2 separate regions of the Homo sapiens genome follow, and region 2 is linked to region 1. A link is a contact called in ENCODE Hi-C or POLR2A ChIA-PET data. All regions are on one chromosome and are shown on one strand. The core of a region is the stretch at or near the end of the contact, and the rest is flanking DNA. Distances in the headings are between cores, read along the strand shown.

Region 1 (3,398 bases), core at 204-2,703:
CTTTAGACTGTGGTACCCACCTGACATGGATGTGACCCAGGGGACAGACACATGATGGGAAAGCCTGGATGCCTGCCAGACATACATGAAGCCCACATCTCAGACCTATGCAGGACTTATGAGGTGTATAATGAATGACAGAAACAGTGAGCTGGCTAGTTGGGTGAATGAGCAGTTTCACAGTGACGGAGAATTTCATCCCTCGTGGCTGGTTTAGTTGCTCAAACCCAATGAGTGAATAATGAAAGATGGAATGAATGAATGAAGATTAAATGGGTGCATGAATGAATGAATGAATGAATGAATGAAGAGATCTGCCACCAGATATTTGTAAAGAAACACAGTCTAGTTAACATCAAGGAGATGTTCCTCGTGGCTGTGCAGTTGAATTTCTATCTGCAGGGACTCCCCAGAGGACAGGGAAATGCAGGAAAGGCTGTAGGGTGGGGGGCATGTTGAAGCAGGAAGGCCTTAAGGCACTTGCTCCAGGGATGCAGGAGGGGAGGAGAAAGGGGCTGCTGCTGAGGGAAGTGAGGAGAGGGATAAACACCAGCAGGAATCTTACCTCACCTTCCAGCTGAGATGCAGGACTCCAGCTTCTGACATTTCGCCTTCTGCATCCAACATCTCCAGGCGTTGGTGTGCCCATCTGTACAGTGAAGAGCGTGGCCCCTTCTGGCTCTGGTAGGACGTAGCTCTGAATCCAAAGTTGGGAAGGGGCCCAACACGGTAGCTCATGCCTGTAATCCCAGCACTTTGAGAGGCTGAGGTGGGTAAATCACTTGAGGTCAGGAATTCGAGACCAGCCTGGCCAACATGGTGAAATCCTGTCTACTAAAAGCACAAAAATTAGCTGGGCGTGGTGGTGGGCACCTGTAATCCCAGCTACTTGGGAGGGTAAGGCACGAGAATCGCTTGAACCTGGGTGGCGGAGGTTGCAGTGAGCTGAGATCACGCCACTGTACTCCAGCCTGGGTGACAGAGCGAGACTCCGTCTCAAAACAAATAAACAAACAAACAAAAAACAAAGTTGGGAAGGGCCAAGTAAGAATATTCAGAGAAGCTCCTTAACACCAACAGGCTTTCCTCCACTCTACCTTGGCCACAGTCTCAAGTGGACATACCTTATCTTGTCAGCTCTGATCACCTCAAGCCTCCCACTCTGAACATCACCTCCTGTACTTCCAGCTCAGGTAGGTCCTATGTCACCACCACACCATGCCAGCAATTCTCTGAGCCCACCCAGCCCTCTGAACCAGCAGTCTTTGCCTGTTGGCAGCGCCATCACCATGTCCTTAAACCATCCTTACAGTCACTACCCTGCATCCTTTACCCCTTTTCCCCATTCACTGTGCTCACCCAGAGAAACTCCAAACTCCAAACTCCAGTTGGATCCAACTATGGCTCAAGAACCAGCACCCCTGTGTGACTAGACTCATTTCCAAATCAAAACCACACGTTTCGCGCAGGCCCTCGGTTCCTCCAATGTGCTTTCACAGCTTCACTTCCCCGCTCTTGAAATGACTCATTTCAAATCTCCCACACCCCCAACCTCAATTTCAGCTGGCAATGCCACCACACGCTTCAGAGAAAGAAAGGATGCACCCACACCAGCACACCTCACCTCCATGCCCCACACTTGCCACCCAGTATCCACGCGTGCCCCCTTCCCCCGCCAGAGCACAGTGGAAGCTGCATCGTGCTCCTCCAGCCTGCACTGGGCCCCAGCCCTCCTGCTCCTTAGGGCCTGGCCCTGCAGTTGTCTCTGCAGAGCCTTTCTCCCCTTCCCGGATCATTATCATCCGCTTATAACATGCCCACCCTTCCTCCTTTAGAAACTCTCCCTGGAGGCCCCCAGCCCTTCTGGCATCTGCTGTTCCACCTCCCCCCTCCCCACTTTCATTCTGTGCTGCTCCAAGCAGCCGTTTGTCCCCACCGTTACAGGAGATGACTCTAGTCCAGATCATCAGTGACCTACATGTCACCAAGGCCAAAGGTCCCTTCCCCTGCCTATCTCTCAGTGGCATTTGACACGCTTGGCCATGGCCTCCTTACCTGTTCTTCCAATGTCTCCGACTCCACCTTCCCCTGGTTTCCCTCCTCCACATGGCCTTCTCCTCAGGAGCCTTCACTTCCCCCTCCTCCTCCGCCCTCTCTCAGTGATGGCTGCCCCGGAGGTCTGTCTTGGGGTCTCCGGTCTTCATCTTTGTTCATTCCCATAGTGGCTGTCATCCTGATCTGCGGCTTCACAGACCATCTCTGGTCTGATGAATCTCAAGACTTAATCTCCCGCCGAGACTTCTCCCTGGGACTCAGATTCACATATTTAACTACCTCACGCCTCCTCTTGGATGCCTAATGAGCATCTCCCAGCCAAAAGCAGGCTCGAATTTCCCTCCACCACCCCCTCAAATCCAGTCCTTCCCAAGGTCTCCTATCATAAATAGATGTCGCTCCCCATTCGCCCAGCTGTGTAGGCTAAAACACTAAGAAATTATTGTGATTTCTTTTTCCCTCACTCCATCATCCTGACAGCGCTGCCTGCAAAATAGACCTAGGCCCACTTATTCCCATTTCACGGTTACAGCCCTCGACCAAGCCACCTTCATCCCTAGCCCAGCCTATCCTAATGAACTACCTGATTTCTGCCTCCAGGCTTGTCTCCATCTCACCCCCTGCAGTTTATCCCACACACTGCACTTAGGGAGATCTTTCTAAAGCGCAAACAAGACTTGTTATTCCCGTGCTTAAAATCCTCCAATGAGGCAGAGGTTGCAGTGAGCTGAGATCGTGCCACTGCACTCCAGCCTGGGTGACACAGCGAGACTCCGTCTCAAAAAAAAAATCCTCCAATGGGCTGGGCGCCATGTCTCACTCCTGTAATACCAGCACTTTGGGAGGCCAAGGTGGGAGGGAAGATCGATTGAGCCCAGGAGTTCGAGACCAGCCTGGGCAACATAGAGAGACCTCTGTCTCTACAAAAAAATACAAAAAGTATGTTTGTATTTTTTGGCTTCACTCATGGTGGTGTGAGTCTGTGGTCCCAGCTATCCGATGGCAGGGCGGGGTAGTGCGGAGGTGGGGCAGGGGGAGACTGAGGTGGGACGATTGCTTAAGAGATCAAGAGGTTGAAGCTGCAGTGAGCTGTGATCGCACCACTGTACTCCAGCCTGGGTGACAGAGCGAGACCCTATTCAAAAAAAAATTTTTTTTAAAGTTGCCCATTGGAATAAACTTCAAACCCCTGACCGTAGCTGGCAGGACTTAGGCAGTGTGTGGCCCCTCCCTTGCCCTCAAGCGTCTTCTCCTACTTCTCCTCCCTTCTCACTGCGTGGCAGCCACAGTTGCCTTCTCTCTGGGACTTGACTATCCCAAATCTTGGCCTGGCCCAGGGCCTT
Region 2 (3,319 bases), core at 820-3,319, 230 kb after region 1:
TGTCTGGGGCAGCTCTTGCAAACTCAGAAATGTCCCAGGAGACAGGGTTCAAAGAGCCCTGGCCTTGGACTTTAGAAAACCAGGTTCAATTTGTGCTTCCCGCTAGTCAGGTGACATTACACCCTTCTCTCTGGAGCTCAGTTTCTCCGTTTGTAAAATGGGCTTATAATGTGTCCCCTCCCTTCAACCCCAGCATGATTTTGAGAATTGACTGAGAAGATACTACAGTTTATGGAGGGCACCCTGTTTCGTAGTTTAAATGCACACTCAGGCCAGGTGAGGTGGCTCATGCTTGTAATCCCAACACTTTGAGAGGCCAAGGCGGGAGGATCGCTTAAGCCCACGAGTTCAAGACCAGCCTGAACAACATAGCAAGACCCTGTCTCTACAAAAAATTTAATAATTAGCTGGGTGCAGTGGCACATGCCTGTAGTCCCAGCTACTCGGAAGGCTAAGGCAGCAGGATCATTTAAGCTCAGGAGTTTGAAGCTGCAGTGAGCTATGATTGTGCCACTGCACTCCAACCTGGGCAACAGAGTGAGATACTCGCTAAGAAAAAGAAATACATACATATTCATTTAACCCTGGCAGTGGCCTTGTGAGAGCAGCATTATGACCTCCATTTTATGTATGTATATATGTATGTATGGATGTATGAGATGGGGATCTCACTTTGTTGCCCAGGCTGGAGTACAGTGGTGCAATCAGAGCTCACTGCAGCCTGGACCTCCTGGGCTCAAGCAATCTTCCTGCCTTAGCCTCCAGAGTAGCTAAGACTACAGGTGTGGGCCACCAAAGCCAGCTAATTAAAAAAAAATTTTTTTAGGCTAGGCACGGTGGCTCACGCCTGTAATCCTAGCACTTTGGGAGGCCGAGGCGGGCAGATCACGAGGTCAGGAGTTCGAGACCAGCCTGACCAACTGGTGAAACCCCATCTCTACTAAAAATACAAAACTTAGCCAGGCATGGTGGCACTCGTCTGTAATCCCAGCTACTCAGGAGGCTGAGGCAGGAGAATCGCTTGAACCTGGGAGGCAGAGGTTGCAGTGAGCCGAGATGGCACCACTACACTCCAGCTTGGGCACAGAGCAAGACTCCGTCTCAAAAAAAAAAAAAAAAAAATTTTTTTTTTTTTTTAGAATGGAGTCTCCCTACGTTGCTCAGGTCAATTTTGAACTCCTGGCCTCAACCAATCCTCCTGCCTCAGCCTTCTAAAGCACTAGGATTGTAGGCCTGAACCACTGTGCCCAGCAGAGAAAACCGGCTCTCTAGGTCAAGGCATTGGCTCAAGAACACACAGCTAACAAGCCGACATAGCTGGGATTAGAACCCAATTGTCTGGCTCTAGAACCCCTTCACTATTTGAGGTACAATTTACTGCCTGACTACTAGTGCTAAACTTTGGGTTGGGGGCAGGGCCTGAGGCAGCTCCTGCTCTCATACATTCTGAGAGCCAGTTTGACAATAGGCAACTACACAAAAAACCGAAATAATCCCAGAATGCCTCAGGGCTCCAGGGGAAGGCGAAAAAAGCGGGTGCGTTTATAAACTTAAAATAATCAGAGGCAGCATCTCCAAGGACTGTGAGAATGCCCCAAGTCAGGGCAAAAGTTTTGGCTGGTTTGGGAAGTGATGAAAGGCCAAAGTGGCTGCAGCGAGCGTGGACCCGGGAGGTCTCCAGGCGCGTTGGTGCGAGTTGGGGACGGCAGGCAGGGACACCTAAAACCTACGGTACGCCACGAAGGGGTTTCAGCACGTCCTGAAAGGCCCGATCCCCCCCCAGAACCGCTGTGAGGGGGGCAGAGGGAGGTCCCTCGACAGGATGTGGCCTTAGTCGAGGAAGGCGGGAAGCAGGGGCTGGCACCCCCGACGCCCCACCCGCCCCCCGTGGCCTAGCAGCAGGGCGGGGCGAGGCGGGTCATGCACCCCTACCAGCCAGCCACTCCCACCCAGCCCTCGGCTCCCGCAACTCGCGGGGGTCCTCGCCCGGGTCCCCCGCCCCGCCCCGCCCGGCTGGTGACGTCACGGCGCTCGTCGGCGCCGCCTGTGGCGTCACAGGCCGGGCCCGCAGGGCTTTCTAGGGGTCCGTCGCTCTTGAAGCCGCCGGCGGCGGGCGCGTGCGCGGCCCGATGAAGAAGGAGGTTTCCAAGCCGTCTCCGCCCAAGTTGATCGGTGGATGCGCGCCCCCGCGCGGGGCACCGGTTGCTGTGGACGCAGTGGCGGCCGTTGGCTGGCGGGTGCGGCGCAGCCTCGGTGTCTCTGGGCCGGCGGTGCAGGGCAACGTTTCATGGTGCCGGGCGGCACCATGAAGTCTCTAAAGAAGGATTCCCGCCTCAGAATAACTCCGACCAGATTATTAGAGGCCTCAGAGAATGTCAAAGGTTGGCGCTGGCTGCCTTGGGCGCTCGGGAGAACCCGAGAGGGGAAGCGGTCCCCGGAAAGAGTTCAGGACACGGGGCCTGGAGGATGGGGATGGCACCAGGGATGGAGGAAAGATCACGGGGAAGTGGGGTACTGGGCATAGGACCCTTAGGGATGGGGGGCAAGGCAGGAAGAGCCTACAGCGCACTGGGCCTTGGGGATGGGGACATAGGAAGTGGGAGACTGACAGAGGGGCCTCAGGGACCACTGGCTGGGGAGATGGCCTTGCGCTACCTCTAACCACATCTTAGGGTGGCATGCAGGAGGCAGGATCCCCGGACTGGATGAAGTGCAGAAGAGCCAGGAAAGAGTTTAAGGGTAGAAGGGCCAGGAATTGGGGTCCTTGGGAAGAGGAAAGAATGAAGTGTTGAAACCAGCCACCTTGATGGGATTATTTGGTAGAGGAGGGTCGGGGAGCGGGGCAGGCGTCACTTAGGATTCCTGCTGGAAAAACCCAGAAGAAAGGCCTTGCTTGGCTAGTTCTCTTTTTGACTGCCTTTTCCTACCACGTGCACTTTCCAGCTGGATGACACTTATCCAGCTCCTTTAGCCTGGAAAGAATCGCTAGATATGACTGCTTCCTACCCTCTACAGCTTTCTTCTGGTTGCACCTGGGAGAGCCACAGGGCGTCTGATAGCGGACTGACTTCCATGGACATGTTCTCACTTGCAACCCACCCCCTTTTGATCTTTTTTGGCTGTTTCCATTTATTTATTTTTAAATTTAATTTTTAGCTTTTTTTTTCTGTGTGTGTGTGTGTGTGTGTGTGTGTGTGTGTGTGTGTTTGTAAACAGGGCTCTCGCTGTGTTGCCCCAGCTAGTGTCAAATTCTTGGCCTCAAGCGATCCTCCTGCCTCGGCCTCACAGACTGCTAGGATTCCAGGCATGGACCACTGCG

What was found. Hi-C counts contacts between places; a loop is a spot of excess contacts on that map. ChIA-PET counts read pairs that join two places held with the same protein, here RNA polymerase II (POLR2A). Pooled maps may share reads with other maps.
Region 2: a pooled map shows a loop between it and region 1 (2.5-fold over the local background). The contact joins the promoter of MYCBPAP here to the enhancer-like site in region 1. A Hi-C loop is called at or near these places in 1 of 50 pooled maps. POLR2A ChIA-PET finds 5 or more read pairs at or near these places in 3 of 52 experiments (GM12878, HEK293 and Panc1).

What each region holds. Positions count from the first base shown.
Region 1 is chr17:50,281,903-50,285,300 of GRCh38, forward strand. It overlaps TMEM92-AS1 (TMEM92 antisense RNA 1), which reads right to left. Exons shown (of 4, transcript NR_125805.1): 2 at 2,056-2,305; 3 at 566-649. Among named protein-coding and RNA genes, the nearest start is that of TMEM92-AS1, 4.3 kb to the right of the region's middle. RefSeq lists a silencer at 1,740-1,789. Within about 2 kb of position 1,454, at least 2 of the 41 ENCODE cell types and tissues checked have a DNase peak (open chromatin) inside an H3K27ac peak, as active enhancers do.
Region 2 is chr17:50,506,370-50,509,688 of GRCh38, forward strand. MYCBPAP (MYCBP associated protein) reads left to right here and starts at 2,070. Exons shown (of 19, transcript NM_032133.6): 1 at 2,070-2,381. The coding sequence starts at 2,306. RefSeq lists a silencer at 1,776-2,065 and enhancers at 2,086-2,145, 2,166-2,295.